2 separate regions of the Homo sapiens genome follow, and region 2 is linked to region 1. A link is a contact called in ENCODE Hi-C or POLR2A ChIA-PET data. All regions are on one chromosome and are shown on one strand. The core of a region is the stretch at or near the end of the contact, and the rest is flanking DNA. Distances in the headings are between cores, read along the strand shown. Region 1 has its middle 110 kb from the start of AP1S3. Region 2 overlaps AP1S3 (adaptor related protein complex 1 subunit sigma 3).

What was found. A loop is a pair of places that touch in the nucleus more often than their neighbours do. ChIA-PET counts read pairs that join two places held with the same protein, here RNA polymerase II (POLR2A). Pooled maps may share reads with other maps.
Region 2: a loop to region 1 is called in a map of endothelial cell of umbilical vein, with 6 times the contacts of the local background. The contact joins two enhancer-like sites. A Hi-C loop is called at or near these places in 2 of 168 maps with a recorded cell type or tissue (endothelial cell of umbilical vein and posterior vena cava) and 4 of 50 pooled maps. POLR2A ChIA-PET finds 5 or more read pairs at or near these places in 2 of 52 experiments (Panc1 and activated CD4-positive, alpha-beta T cell).

What each region holds. Positions count from the first base shown.
Region 1 is chr2:223,721,628-223,728,752 of GRCh38, forward strand. No RefSeq gene overlaps it. Among named protein-coding and RNA genes, the nearest start is that of AP1S3, 110 kb to the right of the region's middle. RefSeq lists enhancers at 3,668-4,867, 4,563-5,230. Within about 2 kb of position 4,049, at least 25 of the 41 ENCODE cell types and tissues checked have a DNase peak (open chromatin) inside an H3K27ac peak, as active enhancers do.
Region 2 is chr2:223,812,773-223,819,897 of GRCh38, forward strand. The region is part of intron 1 of AP1S3 (adaptor related protein complex 1 subunit sigma 3); the gene reads right to left. Among named protein-coding and RNA genes, the nearest start is that of AP1S3, 21 kb to the right of the region's middle. Within about 2 kb of position 2,544, at least 6 of the 41 ENCODE cell types and tissues checked have a DNase peak (open chromatin) inside an H3K27ac peak, as active enhancers do.

The DNA.
Region 1 (7,125 bases), core at 2,799-5,298:
AGTTGGGAGCTGAAGATGGGCAGTTCCTAACCAGGCATGGAGTAGAAGCTAAGGCATGTTCCAGCAGGGAATGGGTCGTGTGCCGTTTCTGTAGTATCAGGAAGGTTGCTGTAACCAGGAGCCCTAAGAAGTGTTTCATAATAAACTTCACACAAATGGATTAGTAATTTTTGAAAGGCAAAATAGAAAAATGGGTCACAGCACTTAGCACAGAATCGGTACAAAATACAAACTCTGGCTTCTATTATGATCATTTTCCATTTCCACACACTGGCTCGCATCTCTCTCTGCAGAGCTGCAGTTCTGCCCAGCCATCATCCAAAGAGGTTTCCGAGGACAGCTCGCCTGTTCTCTCAGCCCCTATGCATATTCCCAAAAATGTTCCATGACAGAGCAGAAGTGTTCCTTGAATAATAAAACTAATTTATTGTTCACTCTATTTATTTATTTATTTATTTTTATTTTTTGAGACAGAGTCTCGCTCTGTCACCCAGGCTGGAGTGCAATGGTGCAACCTCGGCTCACTGCAACCTCCACCTCCCGGGTTCAAGCGATTCTCCCGCCTCAGCCTCCCGAGTAGCTGGGATTACAGGCACCCGCCACCCCGCCCAGCTAATTTTTGCATTTTTAGTAGAGACAGGGTTTCACCACGTTGGCCAAGCTGGGCTCGAAATCCTAACATCAGTTGATCCACCCACCTCAGCCTCCCGAAGTGCTGGGATTACAGGCATAAGCCACCACGCCCGGCCTGTTCACGCTATTAATACGTGTTAAGCAGGTACTGTACAGTCATCAACAGTGGCAGCCAACATTTGCTGAGTATGTGCCTTGCGCCAGGGATAACTTGCAGGGAGTGAGCTTTTTACAACAATTTCATGAGGCAGGTCTTTTTACTGCTGTCATTTTACTAATGAGAAGAGAGAGGAACAGAGAGGTCAAACAATTATTTTAGGTCAAATACCTAGCAAGTGGCAAAATTGGGCTATGAATCCAAGAAATCTGCTTCCAGAGTGTGAGAGCTTAATCACTGCTCCATAATTGCCTCTTTTAAGAAGGACAAAGCCCTCATTCACATGGAGGTCACAACTTACTTGGAAAGAAGCAAGAGATAGTGGAGATATAATAAACAAGTAAATAAATAAGATGGATAGTTTCAGTATGTGGTTAATTTTACAAACGAATTAAACAATGATATGATGCACAAGGACTGAGGGAGCCACAGAGACCGCTGCTTTAGAAAGGGTACCCAGAAATGCCTTCTCAGGGAAGGGACCTTAGGGCTGAGATCTAAGAGACAGAAAAGAAACAACTTCAGAAGAGGTAGAGCTAGGTGCGGTGGCTCACGCCTGTAATCCCAACACTTTGCGAGGCCGAGGTGGGTGGATTACCTGAGGTCAGGAGTTTGAGACCAGCCTGGTCAACATGGTGAAACCTCGGCTTTACTAAAAATACAAAAATTAGCTCAGTGTGGTGGCACACGCCTTAATCACAGCTACTTGGAGGCTGAGGCAGGAGAATTGCTTAACCCTGGAGGCGGAGGTTGCAGTGAGCTGAGATCACGCCATTGCATGCCAGCCTGGGTGACAAGAGCAAGACTCCATCTCAAAGTAAATAAATAAATAAATAAATTATTTTAGCTTCTCATGGATTTCATAATACTTATCTCTGAAAACATTTTGACTGTAAATTTAGGAATTAGGATGCAAGATCCCACATGTCCTCTAATCTAAAGTTGCATCGTTGGTCTGAAAATAGAGTTGAGCTTAGTGTTGACTACTTAGTATTGTTGCATGGACCAGTTGTTATGAAGACCAATAAATCATTGTTTTCTTATGTAAAATACAGATACATAATATTTTATAGGTAATATTTAATAAATTGCCTGAATAATTTTTTTTTTTTTTTTTTTAGATGGAGTCTCGCTCTGTCACCCAGCCTGGAGTGCAGTGGCGCCATCTCGGCTCACTGCAAGCTACGCCTCCCGGGTTCCCGCCATTCTCCTGCCTCACCCTCCCGAGTAGCTTGCTGGGACTACAGGCGCCCACCACCACGCCCGGCTAATTTTTTTGTATTTTTAGTAGAGACGGGGTTTCACCATGTTAGCCAGGATGGTCTGGATCTCCTGACCTCGTGATCCGCCCGCCTCGGCCTCCCAAAGTGCTGGGATTACAGGCGTGAGCCACCGCGCCCGGCTGCCTGAATAATTTTTTAAGAAGAATTTTATACGAACCTTCCTTTGCAGCATGCATACATCATAGTGAAGCGGTTTTGTTGTCTGTGGTAAATACCCGGGGTTTGTCCTGCCATGCCAGGAAAATTTAGGACACAGACACACATGAGGAGTTTAGGAGCAGAGGCTTAATAGGCAGAAGAAAGAGAAAGGAGAACAGTTCTCTCTCCAGTGAGAGAGAAGTGCTGCGGAGAGAAAAGACTGGTCGGCAGCAGAGTTCACTGGATTTTATAGGCAGGCTTGAGAAGGCAGTGTCTGATTTACATAGGGCTCACAGATTGGTTCGATCAGGTGTGATGTTTACATGGCATGCGGAGAAGGCTGGTCACCACCCCCATCCTGCCTATCTTATTATGCAAATGGGCTTTCAACTTGGCTGGTGCCATCTTGTCTGCTCCTTACTGTACACGTGGCTGGCAAAGGGAAGGGAAGATGAAGCTGCCATTTTGAACATGCCTAGTCCCAGATAGTGCTTTTCTACTGGGATTCATCCCTGCAATCTTCCAGCTTGCTTGTCTATGTCTGCAGCTTGATTTTACAAGCTGTTGTTTGTTAGAAAATGATTTGGGGCTGCTTTTCATTAAAAAGGAAAATCTTATCGAGGACTCCAGTACCCTCACTATCTGCCTAAGTAATTTCTTCTTAACTCCTATATCAATAGAAGTCAAGAGTAAAATAAGAGAGACTAGAGTGACTGCTGTCCACCCAGTGAGAAAGGAGCATGGTTTATTCTAGGGTATTCACAGTGGAAATAGAGAGAAAGAAACAGAGAAAGAATTTGTCTTAATACCAAATTGTATCTCATGGGGGATGAAAAGAACAGAGGATTCAAGGATGACGCCTAGACTTTTTGGCTTAGATAACTGTAAACGGTAGTCCCTCCTAAGGGAGACAAGGGAGGAGCATGCTTGAGGTGAAAGTCATGAGTTTGAGTTCGAATGTGAAGTTTGAAATACCTACCAGAACTTCACATAAAAGTGTAAAGCACAAAGTTATATATGTGAAGAAGGAGAAGGACTAGAGATAGAAATCTAATTAAGAGTCATGGACGTAGATCGTGTATAAAGCTGTGGAGATCGCCTAAGAGACGGAAAAGGGAAGAGGGCTCAGGCTGCAGTTGCTAGACTTCTCTGGCTAATTCACCATGCCTCTGTGCATCTCAGATTCCCTGTCAGTTCACTGCAGGCAAAGCAATAAGGATACATCCTGTCTCAGGCTGGAAGGATGTAGGACTCATACTCTTCCTTTTGCTTCATTCTTGTTTCCCTGCATTTCTGGCAGGTAAGGAGATATTTTTATTCTTTTCCCTAACAGATTCTCAAAAAAGATCAAATGATTGCTGAGGGCTTCCTGGAGCAAAAGAGACAATCATTCTTAGCTCACAGTTCAACTTTCCTTCCATTGAATCCCACACATGTACCCCTGCAGATAAAGCTTCAGAAAGGGCCTTATTCATTTTCCTTTCACAATGTTCATGATAGTAGGGCCAGCAATGTTACTAACCTCTTTATGTAAACCCAATAAATTTGATTTGACATTTGAGCATGGAGAAGTAAATAGGCACAAAACCTTATCTACCAGTCACATAATCGTATCTGAAAATTCAGTTTCAACACCAAGATTTAAGAGAACCCAGCAGATCTTTTCGTCAATGAATCCACAAGTATTTACCGGGTGCCCTTGGGGTGCCTGGTACTGGATGCAGCTGCTTTTGTGAGCAAGCCAGCAGGTTCTCTGCCATGAAAATAGAAATTTAATCACTTGTCCATCCAAGCATTTCCCTTCAGCTTTTCCAGGATGCTTTTTTGTGAATGACTAACAGAATAGCTGCTGCAAAGACAGCCTGCAAATTCCAGCCGGAGGCCCTGGGAGGAAAGATGACTCACCCACGCCTGACGTCAAAGCCTCCCTTTCTTTCAGAGGAGTAGGAAGAGAATGGCAATGGCCTGGGTAGAATGACCTAAATGCCCTCCTGAGTCCTGTGTGGGTCCTGCTTCCTCTTCCCCCACCTGGCAATGATGATTTCAAACCAAAGAAAGTTTAAACTGTCAAACTTGAACTTCACTGTCAAGTTAACTAAAAAACTAGAAACAGAAGCCTTCCTTCCTGTCAAACAATGTCAAATCCTTATTATGAGTTCTTTTTCACTGGAAAATATTGAAAGCATTTCTTTTTTTTCACAGAGTGTTTTATATTGATTTGCATCTTAGTCTGTTTGAGCTGCTATAATGAATACCATAGACTGGGTGGCTTCAACAACAAACATTTATTTCTCATCATTCTGCAGCCTGGCAAGTCTGAGATCAAGTTGCTGACAGATTTCGTGTCTGGTGAAAGCCCTCTTTCTGGTTGGCAAGTGGCTATCTTTTTGTTGTATCCTCACTTGACAGAGAAGGGGTTGGGAGGAAGGAGAGCACACTAATCTCTTTTTATAAAAAACACTAATCCCATCCTGGGGGCTCCATCCTCATGATCAACTCACTACCCGCCAGCGGTCCCACCTCCAACTACCATCACAGTGGAGGTTAGGGTTTCAATATATGAATTTGGGGTTGCATTCCATAACAATTTGCTTACAACATCTCAACAGTGGCTGAGCGTGGTGGCTCATGCCTGCAGTCCCAGCACTTTGGGAGGCCGAGGCGGGAGAATTATTTGAGCCCAGGAGTTTGAGACTGGCTTGGGCAACATAGTGACACTGTGCCTCAGAAAAGGAAAGAAAGAAAGAGAGAAAGAGAAAGGAAGGGAGAGAGAGAGAAAGAGAGAGAGGGAGAGAGAGGGAGGGGGGAGGGGAGGGGAGGGGAGGGGAGGGGAGGGGAGGGAAAATCTCAACAATGACCTTTTCCAGTCTGCCTTTCACATCAGGATTTCCAAGGACTTTCCCAGATTATGCAAAGGGCCATTTCACTGTTCACTGTGTTCGTTATTCAAACAGAGCTTCAGGTATGTCAGGGCACCCACGGGGTACCATCATCCAACAAAGCTCTGACATCCCTGTGCAAATAGTCAAATTTCAAATTTGTCCTTGGAAACTTTTTGGTTGTCACACAATTCAGCCCCCAGGTATTTGTCCTGGGGTCTCCCATGTAAGCTATTCTCTAATTTAGTAAGCCCCTGAGCAGTGTCATCGAATTCATTCTAAATCTTTCTCTTTTCAAGGAGCCTGGATAGCTAATTCACCAGCGAAACCTAAATTGTTTACGACCACCACAAATGGGCTATTTACCTCTGAAGTCCTGATGCAAGTCATATGTCTGGCTACTCCAGCACCTACTAATCACTCAGTTCTTTGAATTTTTATTGCATAAGAGTCCTTATCCCTCTTTTGGGCATTTTTGGATATATTAACTTTTCATTGCATCGTACAATTTGTTTTGCAGCTGTTGAGGGTGATAGATAAACTTACTTAATCACCATCTTAATTTTTGCTTTTGGTTTTTAACTCCGAGTACCCATCGCAATGCCCTAAACTAAAGGTTTACCCAGTAAGAGTTTATTAGGTTGAAATGAACTTACATTTTGGTAATTCTTGGAACTATAGTCTAATGGGATAAATTTAATGGTAGCATTTCAGACGTTATAGCAGATGAGCAGCAAAGATAATTTGAGATTACAAGGACTTTTGGAACCCCCAAACATAGCCACATATATGCTATTGATGTGGAATGCTGGCCCTAATTAGTTTGATGCTGGTCCTGCCCCAATTCAGGCCTCAGTGTAATATTATCACCCAAACTCACACAGGACTGTTCAGTAACAGGAAACCAATTATAAGGTACCAAATTAGAATGCGAGAAGGACTTGGCCTATGAACTCTTACACCAGCAGAGGGCACTTCCTTCTAGCATGCAAGTCGGCTAAGGAAAGCAAATTAGAATGAGAAGATGCCTGATGACTGCTGGATACGAGTTACACAGAGATATTTTCCAATAAGCTATGGAAAGCAAATGAATGGCCCTTTCCTTCTCTAGAAGGATAAATCTTTGCTCACTTGGAATTGGAATCCCAGTCCTTTGGGAAATGCTTAGAGTAAGCTGATAAATTCTTATTCTCTGACTCCCTTTCTAAAGTTTATATGAACCGGCCGGGCACGGTGGCTCACGCCTGTAATCCCAGCACTTTGGGAGGCCGAGGTGGGTGGATCACAAGGTCAGGAGTTCGAGACCAGCCTGGCCAAGATGGTGAAACCCCGTCTCTACTACAAATAAAAAATTAGCCGGGCGTGGTGGCAGGCGCCTGTAGTCCCAGCTACTCGGGAGGCTGAGGCAGGAGAATTCCTTGAACCTGGGAGGCGGAGGTTGCAGTGAGCCAAGATTGTGCCACTGCACTCTAGGCTGGGTGACAGAGCGAGACTTCATCTCAAAAAAAAAAAAAAAGTTTATATGAACCTACATCTTCTGAGTTCCACATTTTCATCTATTTCAAATCTCCTTGTCTTTCCCCATTGTCTTTAAGGGGACATCCCTGTACTGTTATTATTATCACTCATACTGAGACTCTGCCTGTTTTAATCCTGGGGAAAATTTCAATCAAGCGTTTGTCTGATAGCCTTTTAAGTCTTTCTGATATTCAACCCGGAGTCTCCCAAATTCGGGTGTACACCAAGAAAGTGAGGGATTTCTAGGAGTTCATGCTAAACAGATTCAAACTCCAGGCATCTACTGGGGGAAAAAAGGCGGTGTTATAAATAATTATTGTGGATCAGAAATAGACAGATTGTTCTTGGTTATTATAATACAGGGGATTATAATTTGGGTGCAGTAAATCCCCAGATGAAGCATGGGGTAAGTGTTGGAGGCATGCTGGCACTTCGATTTTAGTTCTGTGGAACTCAACTTGTGATGGTAGTAATAATAATCCCAATTACAAAAACTGAGGTACAGAGAAGTTAAATA
Region 2 (7,125 bases), core at 1,294-3,793, 90 kb after region 1:
CTTCCTGTTCAGTAGTAGAGGGAGAGAGAAGGAGTAAATCAGGAATGTGCAGTGAAGTTACAAAAATGAGTAAGGAACTCAAAATTGTCAATAAAAACAATCAAAAATCACTTTTCTTCTATTATTGTTTCATGTTGCCATTTTGTGTGGGGTTTTTTGTTTTTTTTTTAATTTGAGATAGAGTCCTGTTCTGTCGCCCAGGCTGGAGTGAGGTGGCATGATCTCAGCTCACTACAGCTTCCACCTCCCAGACTCCAGTGATTCTCCTGCCTCAGCCTCCCAAGTAGCTAGGATTATAGCCGTGTGCCACCACGCCCAGCTTTTGTATTTTACAATAAAAATTTTTGTATTTTCAGTAGAGAAAAGTTTTTGCCATGTTGGCCAGGCTGGTCTCAAACTCCTAACCTCAAGTGATCTACCCCACTCAGCCTCCCAAAGTGCTGGGAGTACAGGAGTGAGCCACCATGCCTGGCCCACATATGCCATTTTGAAACCTTAGTGAGCAATTTTCCTATGACTTTCAAAACGTGCCTTTTGAAATTTACGCCTGGAGATGGTGTTCAGCCTCTCCGTGACAAATAATATTAATTTACTGCTTTTGTACATTATTTGGAATATCATTTACTACATGTCACGTCTTATGCTAAGTATTTTACCTCATTTAATCCCCACAACAAACACATGAGGAGGATAACAATTATTTTCCATCTTTTAAAATGTGGTAACTGAGGATCAGAGAGATTAAGTAATTTGCCCAAGGTCACACAGCTATAAGTGGTAGAACTGGGCTTAGAAGCCAGGCAGGCTGGCAGCAGATCCCCAACTCTGAATATTTTTACCAACTATAGCCCTGTTTGGAGAACATAGCTGAGCTAAATACACTCTGACACAGCCCCTCTATCCCTTCATAAGACATTTTCTAAAAGTTGAACACCAGTGTATGGGATAGCAAAGACAAACAAATCATCCTCAGAATAGAAGGTAGTTCCTTGAGTGAAAGAGGTAAGAAGGGAGGGGCAGCCCTCACATCCACAAAGGGTCCCATGCTTAGAATCATGGCCTTATTTAGGCTGTCACAGAGAAACCCCAATGAGGCCAAAAGACAGAGACGTCCTTTATACATCAATAAGCACATGTCCTATTCCAAGCTTAAGCTCCTGGCATGCACAGTGAGTGGACCCATGCATCTTTACAAATCCTTAAAACATTCTGCAGAAGGCAAAATGAAAGTACCCAGTATTTTATAAATGACACATTCATTAACTTGTTAAGCACAAGCCTTTAAAATGTGCCACCAACTAGCGTCAGATGTGCCCCAATATTTATAACCTTGTTTCCACACTACCTTCATTTTTTAACATACCAGTGGCTTCCGAAAATGGAAGTGGCAGGAGCTTTCCAACCCTGAGTGGCCCTAACCTTCTGTGACTCTGGGAGAAAGACTTCAAGAAGCAAGTAAGAGAAAAAACAGTGGGAAGAGGCCTCAGTGGATACGGCTGGCATCACTAGGTATCTCACACTCTGTTCTTTGTTTTCTGTGTTAACAATGGGACGTGGCTGTTCTCTGCCTTTCACGTTCTGTTCTGCCCCATCTAGTTCATAGCCGGCAGCCTCAGCAAAGACCATGTCCACTACAAGAAGTTAAATAAAGCGGCAAAAATGACAAGGGGTTGGCCTTTCTGCTTCTCAGGCATCACCTAATTCTGAAATCAAATGTACTTGAAAGGTAACATTTAGACCATTCCTGGCCCTCCAGGACAAAGTAATCAGGGATTTGAACATGGGGCTAGTTTTCCAAAGACCCTAACAAACTTCACAAACGAAATTCTCACTGGTCACATGAACATCCACTATTTACAAAACATTCTCATTTCAAATATAGAAACTACTTAGTTACACTTCAATCAAAATGAGGTTTGCACATTAAACTAAAAAATATGACAGGCGTTCTAAGACTATACAGGAGATTTCAGGCTGACAATAAGAACTAAGACTCAATGTTTATTTATTTTTCTTTAATTTGAAACAGGGTCTTACTCTGTCACCCAGGCTGGTGTACAATGGCACGATCACAGCTCACTGCAGCCTCAACCTCCTGGGCTCAGGAGATCCTCCTGCCTTAGCCTCCCAAGTAGCTGGGACCACAGGTACACACTATCACTCCGGGCTAATTCTTTTATCTGTAGAAAGGGGTGTCTCACTATGTTGCCAGGCTGGTCTTGAACTCCTGGGCTCAAGCAATTTTCCTGCCTTGGCCTCCCAAAGTGCTGGGATTATAGGCATGAGCCAGTGCACCTGGCCCCAATCTTTATTTTAAATAAATGTGATTTAGTATTTGACTTAGACTTTCGATTGATTTTACCAATAGGGTGACAGAGTTAGCAAAACAATACCACTGATTCTGAAAATAAATGTCAATGTGCCATAAACCATGTTGGAAAAATCTTTGAGTACTTTTTGGCATCAAACCAAGAACACAGTCATCAGTTCTCCTTGCTTGGTAAATTTTAGTCATGGGCTGTAGTCTATGACACATCTTTGAGAGGCAGACTTTGAAGGAGCTAATGCTGGCAGAAACCAACCAGGGTTGATTTTGGATGCAATCCAAGGAAAGCAGAAAGATCAGGTTAATTAATTCCAGTCAGCCCTAAGTAATGATTCTTTAGGGTCTGACCCAACTCTCAAAACAAAAATCACTTTCCCTCCCAAGTTTACGAGCCACCTTCAAATTCCTGAGGACTGCGGTACTAACCAACCTAAAATGAATGCATGCATAGATTTGTAAAGCCAACCAAACTTGTGAACCCTGAAAAACTAAGGTAATCAGTCTTAGTTTCCTAATAAATATAAAAGTGTTTTAATTCCACAGCAAATAATCCAAGCATATAAACTGTTCTTATGCATACAGTACTCTGTATTCCACAGAATATAATACAGTTTTTAAGCCCTCACTTAACTTCAGCAATAGATTCTTGAAAACTGCAACTTTAAGCAAAACAACATACTATGTAACAAAACTAATTTTGCCACAGGCTAATTGATAGAAACAAGAGTCAGGGACAGGCAGTGGCTCAGGTCTCTAATACTAGCACTACGGGAGGCTAAGGGAGGAAGACAGCTTGAGCCCAGGAGTTCGAGACCAGCCTGGGCAACACAGTGAAACCACATCTGTACAAAAAATACAAAAATTATCTGGGTATGGTGGCATATGCCTGTGGTCCCAGCTACTCAGGAGGCTGAAGTGGGAGGATCATTTGAGCCTGGGAGGCTGAGGCTGCAGTGAGCCGTGATCATGCCACTGCGCTCCAGCCTGGACACTAAAGGAAGACCTCTTAAAAATAGAAAGTCAAGTTCCTTTCTTCAAGTTCCACGGGCATACAGCGTGTCATTTTGCTTAAAGACACAGTTTCTAAGAACATATCAACAGTGTTAAGTGAGGACTTACCGTACTACTTTATCACCAGTTGGGTTAATTGGTTAAAAGAGGAATGCAATATAATTTATTTGATGATAAACCGCTATGACAGATAGTGGGCAATTATTCCTTCCTTCCTCCCCCATGCTTCTGAAAAAAAAAAAACTACTTCAACTGGTCACTTGCCAAAAACAAACGAAGAGATCAAACGGTCTTTTTAAGCAAAGCCAGGTTTCCGGGCCATGAACACGTAGCTTTGCTAAGAGAAGCATGAAATGTGAGTAGCCACAAACCTTAACAATCACGAGAACCAACAGCAAGGAACAGATAGCAAGTATTCACAGGAGACCGTGGATAGGGTCCCATAATACCTATGTCAATGACTGAGCCCAAAGGCTAGTAAGTGGCAGGGAGAGATTCTAATAAGATCAGTCTGACACTAAAGCCTGAGGTTGTCCCAGCATCCATGCCTCCATCCTCCCTGCAATCAAATGCCGTTTTCACATATGTGCAGTGTCAGTGGGACTGCTGTTTACCAATATGAGGCTTTTGACTCTATGTTAAATAGATCCATAACACCAGAGTCAACATACTACAGACTGCTTATAAAGATGACAGACAATCCCCCATAACTTGCCAATTAAAATAAAATAGCCCAGTCTAGGTGCAGTGGCTCATTCCTGTAATCCCAGCACTTTGGGAGGCCAAGGCGAGTGGATCACCTGAGGTCAGGAGTTCGAAACCAGCCTAGCCATATTGAAACCCTGTCTTTACTAAAAATACAAACATTAGCTAGGTGTGGTGATGCATACCTGTAATCCCAGCTACGCAGGAGGCTGAGGCAGGAGAATCACTTGAACCTGGGAGACGGAGGTTGCAGTGAGCCGAGCTAGTGCCACTGCACTCCAGCCTCGACAACAAAGCGAGACAACTCTGTCTCAATAAAATACAATAGCCTGTAGGCAATAAAATTAGGCCTCCGTATGAGAGGTGGTCCAGTCAACATCACCACAACGTAATGTTAGTAAGACATGGCTGGATGACAACCAAAAGTCAACCTGGCTCCAGGGTCTGCCTGAAGAAAGATGTGTTAACAGCAATGGTCTGCTTAGAGTCCTGGAAAAAGAAAACAATTTGGGGGCTGGGTGTGGTAGCTCATGCCTATAATCCCAGAACTTTGGGAGGCCAAGGTGGGCGGATCACCTGAGGTCGGGAGTTCGAGACAAGCCTGACCAACATGGAGAAACCCCGTCTCTACTAAAAATACAAAATTAGCCAGGCATGGTGGCACATGCCTGTAATCCCAACTACTCGGGAGGCTGAGGCAGGAGAATTGCTTGAACCCGGGAGGTGGAGGTTGCAGTGAGCCGAGATCGCACCATTGCACTCCAGCCTAGGTGACAGAGACAGACTCCGTCTCAAAAAAAAAAAAAAAAAGAAAAGAAAACTATTTGGAAGAGTTTGGGACCACATCTCTGGGGAAAGATGCCCTGTTTGGCTTCTCTGAGTATCCGCTGTTGATTTATTTAACTGGAATGGAGATAGACACAACAGCTATGAGCTGAAGAACATCAGAGACTATTTGGCCCACTAACTCTTACTACTCTGATTCTAAGCTCTCCCAAGAAATTTTCTGATCATCATCTAACTTCCCAGGAGACCTTTTTCCAAAAAAAGACAAATATGATGACCAAATAATAAGAACATGGTATTCTACACGACAATTACATTCATCAATAAAAATGACCCACTGCATGGCAGGTGTGATGCTGGGCACTTTTATATACATTATATTGTTTAATCCACAAATCTAGGCAATGTGTCATATTGAAGACAAAAAAGATTAAGTTGTTGGCAGTTGAAAGACTTTCCCAGAATTATCAAAATATAGGTGGCAGGGTAGGTATCAAATGCAGCTTGGATTCTATACTTCTATAAAAAATGTCCAGCTGGGCACATTCATTCACTCTTGTAATCACAGCACTTTTGGAGGCCAAAGTAGGTGGATCTCTTGAGCTTAAGAGTTTGAGCCCAGGCTGGGCAATATGGCAAAACCCAGTCTCTACTAAAAATATAAAAATAAGCTGGGCATCATGGTATGCACCTGTAGTCCCAGCTACTTGGGAGGCTGAGGCAGGAGAATCGCTTGAGTCCAGGAGGCAGAGGTTGCAGTGAGCCGAGATCGAGCCACTGCACTCCAGCCTGGGCAACAGAGGGAGAGTGAGACTCCATCTCAAAAAAAAAAAATGTCCAAGGTTCCAAGATAATGTGGAAGGAAAAGGAGTGTCTGTAGGCATCCTGGAAGCATATGAAAAATTTTGCAGTTATAAGCAATGTTCTTGGGAAAAGACCCAGAAACGTTAGCAAATTTTCTTTTTTTTTTGAGATGGCATCTTGCTCTGTCACCCAGGCAGGAATGCAGTGGTGCAATCTCAACTCATTGCAACCTCCGCCTCCTGGGTTCAAGCTATTCTCCTGCCTCAGCCTCCTGACTAGCTGGGATTACAGGCATGCGCCACCACACCCAGATAATTTTTGTATTTCTTAGTAGAGACGGGGTCTCACCATGTTGGCCAGGCTGGTCTCAAACTCCTGACCTCAAGTGATCCGCCCACCTTGGCCTCCCAAAGTGCTGGGATTACAGGCATGAGCCACTGCACCAGGCCAAATTTTCAAAGTTGTTCTTACACCAGAAATCCTGAAGGACCACTGGCTGCTTTAAAGATGACATCACTTAATGATTATAGATTCAAGCTTCAGGCATGGGGAAATAATTTGATACTATTTTAATTGCCAATAAAGTAATTGTAGGGCTAATTACCTAATAGCCAGTCTTCATGCTCAAATCCCACTACATATTTTTTCAGGGCCTTTTTCTACACTTATAATGTGATGTGACTGAGGGTGCATGTGAAATAAATATGGCATTTGTTCTCTACATGGTGACTTCCATCTCCCTACATGAAAGTAGTACAGTGAGTGCCAAAACCACGCCCAGCCCTGGACTGTTTTGGTGTCATAGCAATCAGCTATGTGCAGAGAGATTTAACATCTTTGATTTCAAACACTCGCTTTTTGTTTATTTTTAATCATACCTGCCAAGTAGCTGAACTGCATAAAGCTTTTTTGAGGGAGAATGCAACAGATACTTTCAGGTCCTTTTGCTGGAAATAACCTTTCTTTACATCACTCATTGGAGAAAAAGCACACTCTGTTTGCTCACTTCTTCCACTTGCCAAATATTTTAATTCGTTCTTTTAAAATGCAGAAATCTAACCCAATTTTAGCAATGTGTAGCTACAGAAATAAACTATAAAGTCCATAAATAACTGGCAGTTGGCAATAAAATTGACATTTAATTATATATCTTTCAAGGGTGTTACAAAAATACTGCTTCAAGATGCCTTGTGTAAAAAAAAAAAAAAATTAAAGTCCTATCTTTGTGATTATCTAATTTCACAGTTAACCAAAAAAAGAATTTTGCATCCTTTTTGGCCATTTTTGCTCAAGGTCCTAAATTCTTAGTTTCCATAGTCAAGATTATAGTACAGAATATAATTCTAAATTAGTAGTATATTATAGAAGCACTCATGTTACAAACATTTGCTATAAACACAGTGATTATTGCAAAGTTAGTTACCTTATATTTTCTGCTTTTTGAACTTTTACTGATAAAATACTATTATATTCACTGGTTATAAAAAATGAGT